Linked DNA regions of Mus musculus: region 1 is linked to region 2. A link is a loop called in an ENCODE intact Hi-C map of the cell type or tissue named here. Cell type or tissue: left cerebral cortex. All regions are shown on one strand. Links, peaks and the distances in the headings refer to the core of each region. The heading gives the core; the rest is flanking DNA. Region 1 has its middle 320 kb from the start of Gm46645. Region 2 has its middle 290 kb from the start of Tle4.

Region 1 (2,921 bases), core at 144-2,643, 130 kb before region 2:
CACAGATGTACTGAAGTAGGTATATTTTTTAACATGCCTCCCTGACCCTTGCTTTTTAAACATGCTCTAACTTGAAAACTGATTTCCCAGGGCATGAACCCTCAAAGAGATGTGCCTACCTAGGTAGTATAGATATGAGACTAGGCAGAAGAGACACTTGGTAATTCATACACTTGGCTTTTTGACAATGGACAGGCTTCCAATTACTCCTACACAACCCAGTTTTGAAGTAACAACTTAACACTCAAAGGCTACCTTTGTCAGAAGGATTGAGACTCCAGAGTAGTCATTCTTAATGGTATGACATTTTTCGTTCCCATCGATATGTAGAAGCAAAAACCTGTTGAAACAGTTGTCCTTGGGTTTTACAATTCTCTTGAAAGCAAAAGGAGGAGGAGGACAGGAGGAGAAAGAGAAGGGGATAATGACATGATGTACTTAACTTACTTTTAAAGCCTTTAAAATTATTTGTATATAGTAACATAGAAACTAAACAAATTGCTATGCAACTGAAACAAATAATAATTACAGTAAGCACTTATATCCAATATTATAATTTTGAGGAGTAAAAAAATTCTAACTTTCTAAATTGCTTTTAGTTGCCGTGCAATTGTGAAGTCCAATCAGAATTTACCACTTCATCCTATCAACACCACTCTTCATTCGGGCAGTACCCAGCAAACAGTTATGCATGAGTAGGAAGGAGAATGTAGTCCACTGAAACTGAAACTGGGACTTGGGCACTTGCTTGGTAAACTAGCTAAACTAAGAGCATCTAAGAGCATGGTCCTCCTCACGCTGACATCTTCCATTCCCTGTTTAAAGGTTGGGCTTGTAAGTATAAGACCTGTGTCATAGTCATTGAAGTCTCTCTCAGACATCTTAACCCCTCTATTCTCATCTTCTCTTAACCCTGTCCCCACAAATCTACTGATCTTCTACTTCCATCTTGGCATCTGGCATATCTTCCTTGACAGACTCAAACTTTCACTTTGTAAGTCAGGGAAAGCACTAACCATGTTATTTTTTTTATCTACCCCACCAAATACAAATGCAAGACATATCTAAGACACTCACAAACACACACACACATATATACCCATAGACACAAACAAGCATACATATACATTCAAGATACACATAAACACACATCCACATCCATGGACACAGTTGAACTGTTAGCATTATATCTGATGCTGGGAACATCTCCCTTCCAGGGGAGCTTTATAAAGCCACCTGAAAGAAGAAATCACTTCAAGTGAGGGACTGGCTTGAGCTCTGAGGAGTTATGATTTAGAAGACATTAGTCTTCTTGGTGGTATGATTTAGTGTAAGTAGTGTGTGATCCTCTGGTGTACTTCAAGTACATACAATAGAGGAGAAATGGAAAGGCAGAGAAAAATTCCAGGGGCAACCACAAAGTGACACAGTGGCTGTTATATACTTAGCTTCTGGATCTAAGCTAACCTGGGAAATTGGCTGATTTCTCAGCCTAGGAAGAATTTCAAAAAGGCCCTGAAGGGCAAGCCATACAGTGCCTGTCATCTGTGACAGATAAAGTAGTTCTTTCCCATTTTTTTATCAGAATATTCAAAATAGTTCAGAAAAAAATTAGTGTGATTAGATGAATATTGAGATGATCATTAAAAAAAAAAAAAGAACCCGATGTGTCAAAATTTCAAGTTGGGCTTAATTGTCTCTCCACATAGCTTCAATTAATTTATTTACTCACTCTCATTTATTAAATTTGGAAACTTTACAACTCACTTCCAATGATTAATAATGGTAGCAATTGCTAGGCAAATAAAGAATGATGTGAAAGAGGCCCTTTTTGCATTAGCCAAGAATTAATTCCATGAAAGACGAGGGATGAAGGGCCTTCTTCAGAAGTGCTGGTTGAGGGAATATCCATTTAAGGATGGCAACATAAACAGCCCACGGAAAGGTTAATAAATGAATGGCAGGTGCTCACATATCAGTTCATTTTAAGATCTGGAGTTGCAAATCACCCATGAGAGCTAATGGTGGACTTTATCACTGATGAGACTACACATTCAGCCTACGAAACATAACTCACCCAACTTTTCCCCTTCTTTGCATGTGAATTAACTCCAATGCCTCAGGCTTATAGATGAGTAAGATGACAGATATAATAGCTTGCCATTGCTAAAAGACAGAGTCCCAGGTTGTTAGCTACTTGAGGACCATTAAAATATAGAACCACTATCATTTTATATTAAGTTACATTTTAGTGGCCAATTCCAAACAGTTTGTTCTTCCCAGGGCAGTGAGTGTTATATTTCCCATTAGTATAATATGAAGATAAATGAGGAAGTTTCTTTTGAAGGCAACAGGCAGAACATACATTGTCATAGCTTTTGGAGAAGGCTCTGGTGGGCTTTTATCCCTCGGTGTCTGCTTCTGTAAGGTTAGAGAAAAGGAAGCTAAGAGAGACACTAGCCAATATTTCCAGGGGGTCCTATGATTTGGATGTGTGAAGAATAAATGGCAGCTCCAACTAGGGCTAAACCTGATTGGGCTGACTCCTCCTTCTCCACATAAATTTTAGACTCAAATACACATTGTGCCTTTGAATTTGTGCCTGAAAACAATTTTTAGTAATGTCTCATCATTAGCTAAAACTCACTGATATAATTATCTTTCTATATGTGATTAAAGATTAAAGGACTTTGATATTGCATGTGATTCTTTTTAATATGTGCCTGAGTTTGTTCAGGAACTCATCTCTAGTTTGGTGGAGAAGATTAATGATCCACTGGGCATGGCTTCTTTGATGAGACACATTTTGCATCTCTAGAATGACTCTGAGACAGGAAAGTACTACTGTATGTATAGAGTTCTTGTTCTCCCAATGCCTACAGTCCAGCTTTTCCCATGGAAGTCAGGAAAGAATAATTATT
Region 2 (2,921 bases), core at 101-2,600:
TGTTCTCTCTATCTCTCCCCTCCCCCCCCCCCCCCGCAACACACACACACACACACACACACACACACACACACCAGGGTCTCGCCTGTAATCTGTAATTCCTGCTTGCTCGACTGTGGGCGTTTCAGGACATCCCCTCACAGTTATGAAACTACTGACCGGTGGAGCCTTCCCTGCAGATGGATTTCATTCAGGACTTGAGCTATTATATTAATGGGTTTAATTTAAACAGGACTAGCCTCGCTGGCCAAATTACTGCCATTTAAATCAATTGGTTTAGGGGAAAGACAGCCTGACCAGAGCTATTAGACTTCAATTTATTACTGTATCGGCTTTTAAACCGGGCAAAGTAAGTTTGCTAATGTCTGTCCTCTGTCCCCTGAGCTCAAGTGCAAAACAAAGTAATGAGATTCTCTGGAGTTTGAAAAGAAAAAAGAGAACGTGAAAAAATATATATTAATTTTGAGTCACTGTCTCACGAGGCCAGATAAGGTGCCCCCCCCCCCCCGCAGGAATCCCCATCATAAGACTCTATAGATGTCTTTGATTCCCTTCATTAAACTGAGATTCAAATGACCTCACAGATGTATTACTTTAAAAAGCCTTTTTCCTTGGATCTTTCTTCTTCATGAAAAAAAATAAGCACGGCTTTTTTTTTTTTTTTTTCCTCTCCCTCACACGCACATTTCAACCTGATTCAAATAGAGAGGCAAAGGGGGAGAAAATGCTTTAGATGTGCTCTTTGATTTTTTCCAATCTCGCCTGAATAAAATGGAATGAGAAATCAAGAACACTCAATTAATTGCAACACTGGGTGTCACTAGGAGAGGGAGGGGGAGATGAAAGGCGCATTAGAGATGCGCAGCCTTAACAAATGCATGGATTCAAAGAAGGAAGAAGACGGAAATAAAAAAGCGTGTCTGTATTTTATTGCACTCGGTAAGCTTTTCGCTTGTATTTATAGCTGCAATTATATCTCAATGAGGTTTGTCTACAGTGTTGGCTTCACGCTAATTTTCCCCCTCACTGCATTCTTGGAATAGGCTCGGACTGTTTATGAACCAGACATATTGACCTCATTTACAGCTAGCAGTTTAAATCCATAATTTTTCCACCCACAATCCCTCTTTGACATTCCGGCGGTGCGGCCGGCTCAGCGAGACTGAACTAAAAGTCTCACACTTCATTGAACACCATTATGCGGCTTTATGCTTATGAGCCTGTTTCCCTCGGCTGCCTTTCAGCTTTGCTGGAGATCCGTTTGGCCACAGGCCGGCAGTGATTAAGTGGAAGAATCCAATAAATCACCCTGTCAGCCAGCAGGCTCTCCTCACTGTGTCTACACATCGACATTTGGATTTGCGCCTCTCTCCTCTCTCCCTCTCTCTCTTTTGATTTTCTATCCCTCTTTCCCTCTCCTCCCCTCTTCCTACAGTGCCATTAAAACACCTCTTTCCCTTCACACAAGGTGAACTTGAACTGCTATTGTGAACAGGGTTCCCTCTGAGCCCTCTGGAGAGACAGGCTCCTTTGATTTGCAGTTCCCAGGTCCTGACTTTCCCTCCCCCCACCTTTCCAATTAATTCACCCCTTAATTCTTAGGCCTCGAGGAGGGGGATGGAAAGGGGTGGACCATCAGAGCAAGTGAGAAAGAGAGAGCAGAGTGCTGAAATACCCCAGCTTCCCGTCGGCTCCCTGGCCTCTGGGGAAGCCACAGCACAAGAAGGGGAGGGGAGACTCTCCTCGTAGACTCACATCAGAGCCTTGGCTGGTCTAGTCATAGTCTTTTCGGACCAGTCTTTTCCTTGGGGGTGCACGTGCTGAGTTCACTATTAATTAGCCACGCGCAGGTTTCCCCCGACTATTCCAAGTTGGGTCTGGAAGAAGGATCCAACTCAGGCCTGACGAGCCTTTCCTGGTGTTATCAGCTGAGCGTGTAGGCAGCAAGCTCCCCTCTGTTCTCACTGGTGAACTGAGTTTGTGGAACAGCCTCTTCTTTGGCTTGCCTGGTAATTTCCTGACCCTGTCTCTTTGGTATTCTCTGCATAGCCACAGTTGTCTTTTGTCTGGGATTATTTCTGCACTGTGAGCACAAGCATTTGTTTGATGTCCCAGACATCAAATATACTGTACACTCTCTGAGTGGCCAAAGGAAGTTGGATTCTTGCTTTTGAAAATTCCACTGGCAGAAATGACAAAAGGCAGTATGAACTCCAGACACAAAAGATGGGACAGAGGATGACGGGACCAGTCTGGGGTAGGTACAGCCTTCTCTCCTCCCTAATAGCATGGAATAGAGAAGCGCCTTGGCTATGCTGTGGGTATGTGTAACCGCAGAAATAGCCTGTGAGCCAGAAAGGAAATCGATACAGTCACCAAGGGGTGGCCTGCCTTTGTTATGGGCTTCCAGTCAGTGTTGGGTAGGAAGAAGATCTTACAGAGAGACAAGGATGCCTTTGTGTCCATGCCTCCACCTCTCAACTGATGCTCAGTATGTGTTTCTTACTTCATGTTTGCATTTTGTAAGCTGCCTTCTGCCTTCTGCAAGGTAGCTACATGGATAAGCAGTTAATCAGGACATTATATAGACCTTCAGAAGGAAACTACGAAAGAAAAATGCTCTTACACTCTTCCTGGTATATTCCCCATACCTGACATGCGATAGGAAGTTAGCAGATGTAGTTTCTTCTAAACTCCTTGTTGGTATTAATGTCACTATGCCTCCAAACTTGTATTTTGAAATGTTAACTCCTTAGGTGGTTGTAGTAGAAAATGGAGTCTGTGAAAGACAATTGGGTCATGGGGTGGGACCCTTGTGGATGGGATTATCGTCCTTACAAAAGAGTCCCAGAGAACTCTCTCGGGCTCTCCACCCCAGACTTGCGGGCTCCAGAGAGGTGAGAAATTTCTACTAGTTACAA

What was found. Hi-C counts contacts between places; a loop is a spot of excess contacts. Peaks named below come from ENCODE experiments on the same cell type or tissue, not always from the same donor. Only the 100,000 strongest peaks of a DNase experiment are listed, where the experiment ranks them.
Region 1: a loop joins it to region 2, with 2.1 times the contacts of the local background. A loop is called at or near these places in 1 of 42 quality-filtered maps.

Annotation. Positions count from the first base shown.
Region 1 is chr19:15,023,422-15,026,342 of GRCm38, reverse strand. No RefSeq gene overlaps it. Among named protein-coding and RNA genes, the nearest start is that of Gm46645, 320 kb to the left of the region's middle. In left cerebral cortex, for the core only: no CTCF peak of the experiment used is centred there; no DNase peak of the experiment used is centred there.
Region 2 is chr19:14,889,181-14,892,101 of GRCm38, reverse strand. No RefSeq gene overlaps it. Among named protein-coding and RNA genes, the nearest start is that of Tle4, 290 kb to the right of the region's middle. In left cerebral cortex, for the core only: no CTCF peak of the experiment used is centred there; DNase peaks (open chromatin) are centred at 1,184 and 1,549; H3K4me3 peaks cover 796 bases; H3K27ac peaks cover 282 bases.